2 separate regions of the Mus musculus genome follow, and region 1 is linked to region 2. Evidence: chromatin loops called from intact Hi-C (ENCODE). Cell type or tissue: gastrocnemius. All regions are shown on one strand. Each heading gives the region's core, and the rest is flanking DNA. Links, peaks and the distances in the headings are about the cores only.

What was found. Peaks named below come from ENCODE experiments on the same cell type or tissue, not always from the same donor. Only the 100,000 strongest peaks of a DNase experiment are listed, where the experiment ranks them.
Region 1: a loop joins it to region 2, with 2.5 times the contacts of the local background. A loop is called at or near these places in 15 of 42 quality-filtered maps.

What each region holds. Positions count from the first base shown.
Region 1 is chr3:108,015,615-108,020,985 of GRCm38, reverse strand. Gstm1 (glutathione S-transferase, mu 1) reads left to right here and starts at 3,013. Exons shown (of 8, transcript NM_010358.5): 1 at 3,013-3,246; 2 at 3,560-3,635; 3 at 4,038-4,102; 4 at 4,386-4,467; 5 at 4,558-4,658. The coding sequence starts at 3,211. It also overlaps the pseudogene Gm12502. In gastrocnemius, for the core only: a CTCF peak has its summit at 2,870; DNase peaks (open chromatin) are centred at 2,918 and 3,408; H3K4me3 peaks cover 2,972 bases; H3K27ac peaks cover 3,973 bases.
Region 2 is chr3:107,937,484-107,942,854 of GRCm38, reverse strand. Gstm6 (glutathione S-transferase, mu 6) reads left to right here. Exons shown (of 8, transcript NM_008184.4): 3 at 89-153; 4 at 441-522; 5 at 622-722; 6 at 1,571-1,666; 7 at 1,752-1,862; 8 at 3,539-4,008. The coding sequence ends at 3,628. Among named protein-coding and RNA genes, the nearest start is that of Gstm6, 3.6 kb to the left of the region's middle. In gastrocnemius, for the core only: a CTCF peak has its summit at 3,292; DNase peaks (open chromatin) are centred at 1,419, 1,881, 2,067 and 3,283; H3K27ac peaks cover 1,347 bases.

The DNA.
Region 1 (5,371 bases), core at 194-5,193, 78 kb before region 2:
ATGGGCAACAGGGGAGTTGAGGAGGGGAAAGCAGTACCCCTTGATAAAGGTGGGGACACGGGAAGCCCCGAATTCCTCACCCATGGCCAATTTCAGAGGGAGGGGAGGGTTACAATCTAAGCTTTGGCCAAGGGTGGGAGTGGAAGAGTGGGGACCATGGCTTGGATGGGGCATCACTTAAGACTGAAGAAAGCAGGGGTGCAGCCAAAGCGCCCCAAGCCCAGCAGTAGTCAGTCCCACAACTGCTACTTGAAGCCTTCCCATCTATTCTAAGGGCCACCACACAGCCGTGGCAGAGGGCGGGGAGGGCAAAGGCAGACTCAGGCCAAGGGCCAGCAGCAGGTGATTGTGTGACGTGTCTGTTCACAGTTGTGTTAGCTGTGCCCACCGCTCCCACAGGAAACCGATTTCAACACCTTCTTGATCCCAGACGTTCAACCAGGCAGACAGCGGTTACACTTGACAGTTGATGTTACACAGCACAACTTAGGTATTTCAAATGGACGAGAAGTTAGTATCAGAACAGTGCCTCAGGATGAAGGCTGAGTGGAGCTTCCTCTCCAGTACTTTGAGGTCTACAGATGTATCTAGAAAATTCACTACTGTGGAAAATGAAGACTTGGGTTGGATGGGGAGGGGAGGCCGGGGCCTTGGTGACTAATTGCTGTAACGCTGTCCTTCCGGTGGCTGTGGCAGCTTCATGTTCTCTTTTGGCATCATCAGGCGCCGCAGTTCCTGCAGGATGACTTTGATGCTGTGGGAGTTCTGCCACTTTGCCAGCACTGCCGTGGCTCTCGGATCCACCACTCCATTCGAACTGCTCACGCCGCTCATATTGACTCTTGTTACAAATTTTACAGACAGGGGTGCCTCTGGGTACTTAGGCCCACACTCTATCTTAAGGCTGTATATTCGGTTTTCATAGATTGTTCGTGGAGGCCCAATTATCATGCCTGTCCATCTTGTAAGTGTCATGCCCTCGTCGTCCTCCAGACCCCAGCTAACTGTGCCATCGCCTACTCCTTTCTGTCCTTCTTCCAATTCTTCTAACAGTCAGAAATTTTGAGGGACTTTTACTCCCGAGCCTGTGGTGGCTGACATCTTGCGCCGCTGTCACTCGAAGGCCGGCCCCTTCTTCACCCCCACCCCGAGTTTTAAAATTTTTAAAGCCATTATTTATAGAATTCTGTGGTTTTGCATGGACCATGTTGAATGTCACCCATTGGCCTGGAAGAAATTACGGAATCCATCTCAGATGTCACTCTATAGGTTATAAGCCAAATTTCCTCCAGCACATTTAGATTTTTTTCCTGTACAGTGTCCTTTTAAGACACTAGGGCTGGCTGCACTGTGAACTTGTGACAGTGCACAGAGACACCCAGAGGATCAGTGACCAACGCTGGGATTAAATTCTCCAAGACAGCACTGGCTGTGACTCCTAGCTTCAGATCTCTCCACGTCTCCAGTCCCCACAGTTCCCTGCTGCCTTTCAGGGACCTTTCTCATTCAAAGGGACAATGATCTCGGACTCTGGGGACCCTGCATTGAGAACTTGCTGTCCTAGCCCTTATCCCTGTCTGCAGATAGATTCTGTCCTCTGAAGGGCTCCAGGGCTCTGGCTCCCTTCCCAGGCCCTCTGAGTCCTTGTCCTAGACAGTATGGATTCCTTCTGCTTTCTTCCACTCCTCCTTCTCTACTTCCCACAGTGTGTGACAATCTGCTGAAGTGCCTCATTCATACTTGCAAAATATGTCCCTGTAGTTCCCACCAAACTGCTGCTAAAGCCCCAGTGACATGGTCACTTTTCGTGCATCCTCACCAAGACCTGCAGAACATGTGGTTTCTTTAATGTCCTAGGATGAGATGGCCTCTGCTTGCCCCCTGCAACCTCACTGCACAGCTCCTATGTGGGTGACATGATATGTTGCCTTCATACCCCGTAGTCCCAGTAAAGGATGATTTAATCCCAAAATGTACGTCCTGCAGAGCAACAGCCTTGGCCTTTGACTTGTAAACTCATTTTAGTCTCCCCTTCCATCAAGCCTCTTGGTTGTCTGCAAAAAAGAAAGTAAACAGGTAGGACAGTGTTCTTGGGAGGACATTGACCTTGTGAAGGTAATACTACAGGGCATATACTACTTGTGAAGGATATACTACTATATATCTCAGGGTAACCTGAAAGGTCATTTGAGCCACCCTGTCATATACAAACGCATGTCCGGAGCCTGGGCCAGGTCCTGCATTTAGGGACAGCTGAGGGTCTTGCTTTGGGCTCCCATGTGTACAGCATCCTGGTATCCCTTGAAAGCAAACTTCTTGGGTCACATGCTCTCCCTCTCTATGGCACAACCCAGCGTGGGCTCTTTTTCTCCCTTGTGCTCTGCTGGGTTTTGTCAGCTGACTGTTGTCCACAGCTGTGGCTTCCCTCAAACTTCCGGCCCCTCTGTGGTTGGTACTTGAATTTAGATTCATAAACACGGCCAAAATACAGATTAGTTTTTTAATAACTGATAACAGTTCTCAAACCCCCTAAAGGAAAATACGGAGCCCTGTTTATCTCTGCCTTGGGGTTGTTTCCATGTCACCGACTGTTCCTGTAACTTGAGGCTGTGTGCGCAAAAATCCGGTACCTGTCAGACTGACAGAGTTCTTTCCATGACGATAAGTGCTACATTAAACTCTCAGGTCGGGGGCTCTCGCCTTTTTGTCTTTAAGCTGAGAGTTGAGCCTCCCCAATGACAGATTCCCACAGTCTGGGTGTGAAAACCGAGCTCTGCAAAAGAAAGGAAGGCGGGAGAACACCCACCCAATGTTCTTTCGCTGTCTGGCCAGACTCCAGGCAAAGTGCTAGCTAGTCTAGGGAGCATCCAGCAGGCGGCGATGGCGGCAGTCGCTAAGAGGGTTTCGGGGGAAGCAGGAGAGCAGATTCTGTTTCAGCGTGTGCAAAACAGAATCCCGGGACAGAGGCCGCTAAGGATCTTAACCCCGCCTCTCCCGGAGAGGGTGTGGCCTCTGCCTTCCGCTTTAGGGTCTGCTGCTCTGGTTACAGACCTAGGAAGGGGAGTGCCTAATTGGGATTGGTGCAGGGTTGGGAGGGACCCGCTGTTTTGTCCTGCCCACGTTTCTCTAGTAGTCTGTATAAAGTCACAACTCCAAACACACAGGTCAGTCCTGCTGAAGCCAGTTTGAGAAGACCACAGCACCAGCACCATGCCTATGATACTGGGATACTGGAACGTCCGCGGAGTGAGAGAGGGGTCCACTTGGAGGGTGGGACTGGGATGTGAAGCAGAAAGTTCTTAAGAGCAGGAGCCCTTCCTACAGCGGGTACTCTTCAGCTCTCACTGGAATCTCCTGCCTGTAGCTCTCAGCGCTCAGTTTACGCACTTGGGTGGCTGTGTGTGTGTGCGTGCGCGCGCGCGTATGTGTGTGGTGTGCACATGCACGTGCGGGGTGACGGCGTTTGTGCAGTGTGGGAGGTCTCAACGGGTGAAGATGAAGTCATACAAAGAAGTCCCCACAATGTCTGACCTCTGTCTCTTCTGGTCATCTCTCCCAGCTGACACACCCGATCCGCATGCTCCTGGAATACACAGACTCAAGCTATGATGAGAAGAGATACACCATGGGTGACGGTAATGCCACCTTCCTGGTCAGACACCTGCTTCCCTCTTACCTATCAAACTATGCCTAGATTTCCCGTTATTTAGCCCTGCTGGTCTCCCTCTAGCTAAAGATAGAGGCTGCTGCTTCCAGAAACCTCTTTGAGAGTGCAGTTTGATTTTCCAATATAGATCATGGAGAATGGAGTTCCTTGGTCCATTTGTATTTATAATTCGACAGAATTCACTACTGGGGTCTTATTGGGTCCAGGCTGCCTTTATTATCAGTTGTTATTCAGACCCTTCTCCACATTGGAAAGTAACTCTCTGTAACAGGTTGCAGAGGCCCTGCCTTAGGGGTTCTTGCTACTGGTCGATAATCTGTAGAAGGGTGGGACAGTGGGGTAATGCCTTTTCACATCTTCTTGTTTACAGCTCCCGACTTTGACAGAAGCCAGTGGCTGAATGAGAAGTTCAAGCTGGGCCTGGACTTTCCCAATGTAGGTGCAGGGGAGGAGAGGTTTGGGGAAGACACGGTGATCTCACCTCATCTCCTGGCCTGGCTGAGGGTTTAGGATCAGTGTTTCTGCTCTCCTGCTCCATCCCTGCTGGCTGCACAGTGTTCTGTGATGGGCTGTGCCCCAGCTCTCTCATTCAGTGCACACTGTGCCCATGGAGGGCTTCCCATGGCAGGCACACTGTCAGGCCCTGTGTCTTCTCTCACCCAGAGAAAGGATTCAGGTACCCCATATCCCATCTGACCCTCCCTGCTTGTCCATCCAGCTGCCTTACTTGATCGATGGATCACACAAGATCACCCAGAGCAATGCCATCCTGCGCTACCTTGCCCGAAAGCACCACCTGGGTGAGTGGGGCTGGCCACAGGGTGGGAGATGGGGGATAATCTCCTCGGCTTGGCAAGGTTGGGATGCCTAGTGTACTGTGTGTGCTGCAGATGGAGAGACAGAGGAGGAGAGGATCCGTGCAGACATTGTGGAGAACCAGGTCATGGACACCCGCATGCAGCTCATCATGCTCTGTTACAACCCTGACTTTGTGAGTGGCCAGTGGGTGCGGCAGACAGGGTTCACAGCAGGAGTTAAAGTCTCACGTTCAGATCTGTAGCATCCTCCTTTGGTAATGATTCTCTAAGCTTTCTGATCTTACCAGCAGGATGACCCTTGTCACCCCTGAGATCTATCACATCAACACAGTGAAACTATCCCTGCTGGTCTTAGGATATGGTTAAGGTTCTGCTGGTGGACAGTTGATCTAAGTTATTCAGTACAGCTGTAAATCTCTGCTAAATCTGTCCATTGGTCTCTTCCAATGTGCCGTCTTACCCAGTGTTTATACCAAAAGCCCCCAGGATGAAATTAGGGGATGTGGAGTAAAAGTGCTTGCTACATAACATGAAGGCTTCAATATGAACTCTTAGCACCCTATAACACCCCCCCACACACACACACACCCAGTGTGGCAGCCTGGTCTTATAAATATAGTGCTCTGGGAGGAGAGGAGGGCTTCTTGGGTTTTGCTGACCACTGAGGCTAGTTGTTCTTTGAGCTCTAGATTTACTAAGAAACCCTGTCTCAGAAATAAGGTGCACAGTGATTGAGAAAGACACTTGGCATCAACATTGGACCCCCATGCACCAACAGGCACCAGTATACTCCCTAAGTGATAAGGAAGCAGATGTCTGACCAGGAAGGTGGCATTACCATCGCCCATGGTGTATCTCTTCTCCTCATAGCTTGAGTCTGTGTATT
Region 2 (5,371 bases), core at 301-5,300:
TCCTTGCACAAGGGGTCCTGCCTTTGACTTCTTGTGAAGGGGGCTTAGACGTCGTGACGTCCTTTTCACATCCTCTTGTCCACCACAGCTCCTGACTATGACAGAAGCCAGTGGCTGAATGACAAGTTCAAGCTGGACCTGGACTTTCCCAATGTAGGTGCTGTGAAGGGGAAGTTTGGGGAAGACATGGTGATCTCACCTCATCTCCTGGCCTGGCTGAGGGTTTAGGATCAGTGTTTCTGCTCTCCTGCTCCATCCCTGCTGGCTGCACAGTGTTCTGTGATGGGCTGTGTCCCAGCTCTCTCATTCAGTGCACACTGTGCCCATGGAGGGCTTCCCACGGCAGGCACACTGAGTGCCAGGCCCTGTGTCTTCTCTCACCCAGGGAAGGGATGGAGGGACCTCATATCCCATCTGACCTTCCCTGCTTGTCCATCCAGCTGCCCTACTTAATTGATGGGTCACACAAGGTCACCCAGAGCAATGCCATCCTGCGCTACCTTGGCCGGAAGCACAACCTGTGTGAGTGGGGCTGGCTGCAGGGTGGGGGACCATGGCCACCTACCCTGGTCTTGGCAAGGGTGGGCTGCTGAGAGTGAGTCTGGGCTGTGTGTGCTGCAGGTGGAGAGACAGAGGAGGAGAGGATCCGTGTGGACATTTTGGAGAAACAGGTCATGGACACTCGAATTCAGATGGGCATGCTTTGCTACAGCGCTGACTTTGTGAGTCTGCACTGTGTGGTATAGACAGGGTTTGCAGCAGGAGTCAAGGAAGGGCCTGTGTTCAGTTCCATGCATGTCCTCTTTGGAATGTGAACCCACCCATACTGATTTATCAAGCTCTCCTATCCAGCCAACAGTTCTTGCCCCACCCCCATTTTGTTAACAAGTACAACATACCGTTTCCAAGAAGTTTTGCGGTATTGTTATGATACCAAGGGCTGCAAATTCATTTCCTACACAGCAAATTCATATGTTCAATTCTTTTCAACTTTGACCTTGACCACTGCCATGAGCCACCTTGTCCCTGGGGTTCACAGATGAAAACCAGAGGGGAAAAAGGTCATGGGTATTTAGAAATCTACCCAACAGATTTCTCAGAGCTGAGTTCTTAGTGGTAGCAAAACTCGGGGCCTCTTGCTGGAGCTCACGGTCAGCTAGAGAACCACTGTCTCTTTCAACACCCTATGCTGTTCAACTGATTCTATTCTTTGAGATCCCTCTTTGAAATCACGTAGTCTCTTCTCTTGAGATTGTTAAATACTTGGCTTTCCTTCTTCCACTGGACTGTTCTGTTCAGAACCTGTCTGGAAGGCACTACCCTGGAAGGCAGTGCTGAGCTAGACATCAGTCATGACAGATTCAGGGACAGATTGGCATTTCCATTCCAGGCACCCCTGAGAGATGAAGCCTGCTACCAATCGAGAGTCTGATTATTAAAGTGGTGAAGCGTTAAATGGCACATGCCCAGAATTAGGAAGATGCCTGTTCCTTTGCACAGCTGGGCAAAGCCACACTTTCTCCCACAGGGCCTGCATGAGGGTTATGACAGCTATTATTTTCTGCTTCAGGAGAAACGGAAGCCAGAGTTCTTGAAGGGCCTCCCAGATCAGCTGAAACTCTACTCGGAGTTCCTGGGGAAGCAGCCATGGTTTGCAGGGGACAAGGTAGAGAGGGTAGCAGGTGGGCAGGAGGAGCTGCCATTCTTCCCAGGCATCCGGATCCCACCTCACTGAGCCTCACTTCCTGCAGATCACCTTTGCAGACTTCCTCGTCTATGATGTCCTTGATCAGCATCGAATGTTTGAACCCACGTGCCTGGACGCCTTCCCAAACCTGAAGGACTTCATGGCCCGCTTTGAGGTGATGCCCTGGTCCTGCTTCCTCTTGGATGCCCTACTTCCCTTCCCCCTTTCCAGGTTGCTTCCCTAGTTCTGATCTATTGAGCACTGACTTTCTGCCAGGACCCATGTTCAGCCTTCTAGATCTGCGGAGTCAATTTGTCATTGCCACACGCAGGCAACCTGGGTAGAATTAGCTGTCACGATGAACAGATAAGGAACACGAGACTGTGTAGGGTAAGCTACTTGCTCAGCATCCTAGCACGAGTAGAGGCTGTTCTGGGCTCCCAACTGCTTTTGGCTTCTAAGAGCAACATTCAGTGTCTCTTCCTGATTTGTGCCAAAAAGAAAGTCAGGCCTTTAAACAGCTTGGGTTTCCGGCCCAGGACCTGCAGTATGCAGATTATGTGAAGAATGTGTTTGTTCCTGCAACCGTTAGGCTGAGAGAAAGGCAGACTGATGTGCAGGACCAAGACATACTCCATGGTAATATTTGATTGGTGTTGTCAGTCCTGTGGCTGACCTGTGAAGTACTGTGACTCAGGGCTGCTCCTGTGGAAGACTTCATCTTGAGTTCTTTTGGTGGGTGTGCTTTTTCCTCCCGCCATTCCTCCAGCTCCCATTGTGTCCCCTATGAAGTGAGGTCGTACTTTGTCCTTACTGAGATGCTTTGGAATTTCCCTCTGTATCGGGCCCAGCTGGACGTGTAAAACTGTCCCTCCATCCCAGGACTGAGTGAAGCCGGTAGGTGGGGGGCACAACAGACCATGAGATGCCTGTGATATTAATGGCTGCCTGGCTCTCACCTCGCAGTTAACCATGATCCACCCTGAACTCTCTGGTTTGACACCAACAAGATGTACTTTTTTTCATTTTTGTATGTTCAAGGCATTGCCATAGCAACAGATCTCGGCCTAGAAGCACTTCTCCTTTCCCACTTGCCATTAAGAGATGCATGTCTTTTTTTAGTTAGCTCTCATCACTGCGGTTGTGATCCACATGGAGTGGCCTTGTGAGTGTGCACGAGCTGGTATAGCTGAGGAGGGGAGTGCAGAGGCCCTTGTTCTGAACACAGATGGCTGTGGCTTGTTGGGGACTGGTAGCTCTGGCTCTCTCTTGATCTTTGGAAATGACCTGTGCACTCTCTGACAAGGTGTCCTGTATCACACTCCACTGCATCAGAGCTAGAGATGAGATTGGTAGGGGCTCAGTGGGATTGTGCTTAGGGCTCAAGTGGAGACGTGTTAGCTTCTGGTGAACATCTGGAGCTGGCCACTCATGCTCTGCAGTCTCTTCGGCCTTCTCTGCATACACTCAGGGTTTGCTGAGTCACTGGGTGGCTCCTGGACTCTCTTCCAAACCACACAGGCCAGTTCTCAACCCTTTCGGTTTTCTGGATCCTTGCTTCTTTTAAGTACAGGCATGTCATTGTAGCCAGGAGTGACAGTGCCCCCTATGGGAGGCAGGAGGGAGTGCACAGGGAGCAGAGTGGCAGCCACAGTGCTGGGCTGACCCTCTTAGCCATGGGAGACTGAGGAAGTTTCTTAACCTCTGCTACCTCAGCTGATTGGTGTGATGGTGGGGCTGCTTTTGCAGGGTGGTGGGGTGGGTTTTCTCCTTCTGGATTTTAAAGTCTCTTGGCTGGTCCTGGAGTGGGTTTGCAGAGCTGAGGTCCTGGTTTCTCCTTCTCACCTGCAGGGCCTGAGGAAGATCTCTGCCTATATGAAGACCAGCCGCTTCCTTCCAAGTCCTGTGTACTTAAAACAGGCCACGTGGGGCAATGAGTAAGACCATGCATGGAGTGCCGGTGTTGGTGGGGAAGATCTATCAGTGTGCCTGTCACCGTGAACACTGACCGGGCCACAGCTAGCTTCCAGTAACTTCTCTTCATCAATCTTCCCATTTTTTTCCCTCTGTCTTTTCATTAACTTTCCCTCTACAAGAACTCCTTGTCTCCCCTTTCACTCAAGCCTCCAATGTCAGCTCCCTGTCCTCAGCAAAGTCCTTTGCTTCCCTTGTTTCTTTCTGCCATGTTTCTAACCAGACAATCTTTCACTGCACTTTGAGCAGCTTAGCCCAAAGATCCATACTCCCCAGTATGCAGGCTCCATCTCCAGAGTGGGAAGGCCCAGTCTTGTGTGAGCTCTAGTAAAGTGTTATCCATACTAGCTCTGTGTCCTGTCGTATTACCTAGAATTCTCAGGAGTGACTACATGAATGTGGCTGTGTGGTCTTTGTTCTGTGGTTCACAAGGATGAATAGGTGATGGGAACATGGGGTGGACTCTCAGGTAGTCAGGATGTATGACCACGCACAGGGGCTGCAAATATGGCTGAACTTTTCAGAGCACTTCCTTTCTTGTTTTGGGCCTGGATTTGGTTCCCGCCACCCACATGGTGGCTCACAATGGGCCTATAATCACAACTCCAGGGAATCTGATGCTCTCTACTGCCTGCTTGGGCTTACACACACACACACACACATACACACACACACACACACACACACACACACACACACACACACACAATCTTTTTAAAAAGAGAGAAATCATGATGTGCCCTGGCAGTGTTCACCTGGGGTTCTTATAGGTGGGTGTGTCTTCTATACCAGAATTCTCAGTCATCATCAAGCTGTGTGGTCATCCTGCAGTGTGATCATCCTGCAGTGTGGTCATCCTGCAGTGTGCATGCAGTCCCTCCGTTGGCCATGCTCACCTGTGAGTCTTGCTTCCGAGAGGTGCTAGGCTGATGGGCAGAGGGTGAACAGTCACCAGGTTTTACATCTACCCTCACCTGGAAGCCATCTTTCTCTCTTTTCAAGATGGTTTACTATAAGCATTCCCTACTGTCGGTGATTGCGTTGTAGGAATTTTCAAAAAACTCAATCATCAGCTCATCGAGGGGAGATTCTGGCTGTGTTGATACATCTGGCAGTGTCTGGCAAGTTAACGTTTGGGAAATTGTGAACATCTGCTTTTGGAGATGCTTGTGCCAGTGTTTGGCGTAAGGACTCTGGAAATAACCATGCTTCCTGAGAAAACATAGAATGGGCCACAGGAGGTTTTTCATGTGGAGGTGTTGTAGTCTGACCCAGAAGCCCTCGCTCACCTAAGCAGTTAAGAGGTGCAGCTGCCAGTGAATGGTTGGAGATGGGCAGATCTACTTCCCTAGGCCCCAGAGCAGCAGGGTGTGATTGGTGCTGTCAGGTCACCCACAAAGGAGCTAGATTCATTGAAGAAGCATCCTTTGATGGAGGCTAGATCATGGATTCTAGCCTTTGTCAACCACTTCTTGTGAGACCTACCTGTAACTTGGAACATGTTGGAGGATGGCCCTGCTGGGCATTGTCCTTACGCCAAGTCTCAGCTGCTGCCTGTTACAGCAGTTAAGAAGTAAGCACTCATAGGCAGATGTGCGGGTCACTGTGAAATAAATGATTAATTAAAATGAAAAGCTTATAAGATAAACATTCATAGATGAGAAATGTTTATTAATCTGGTAAGATCAAAATCCTTTATGCTGACTCTAC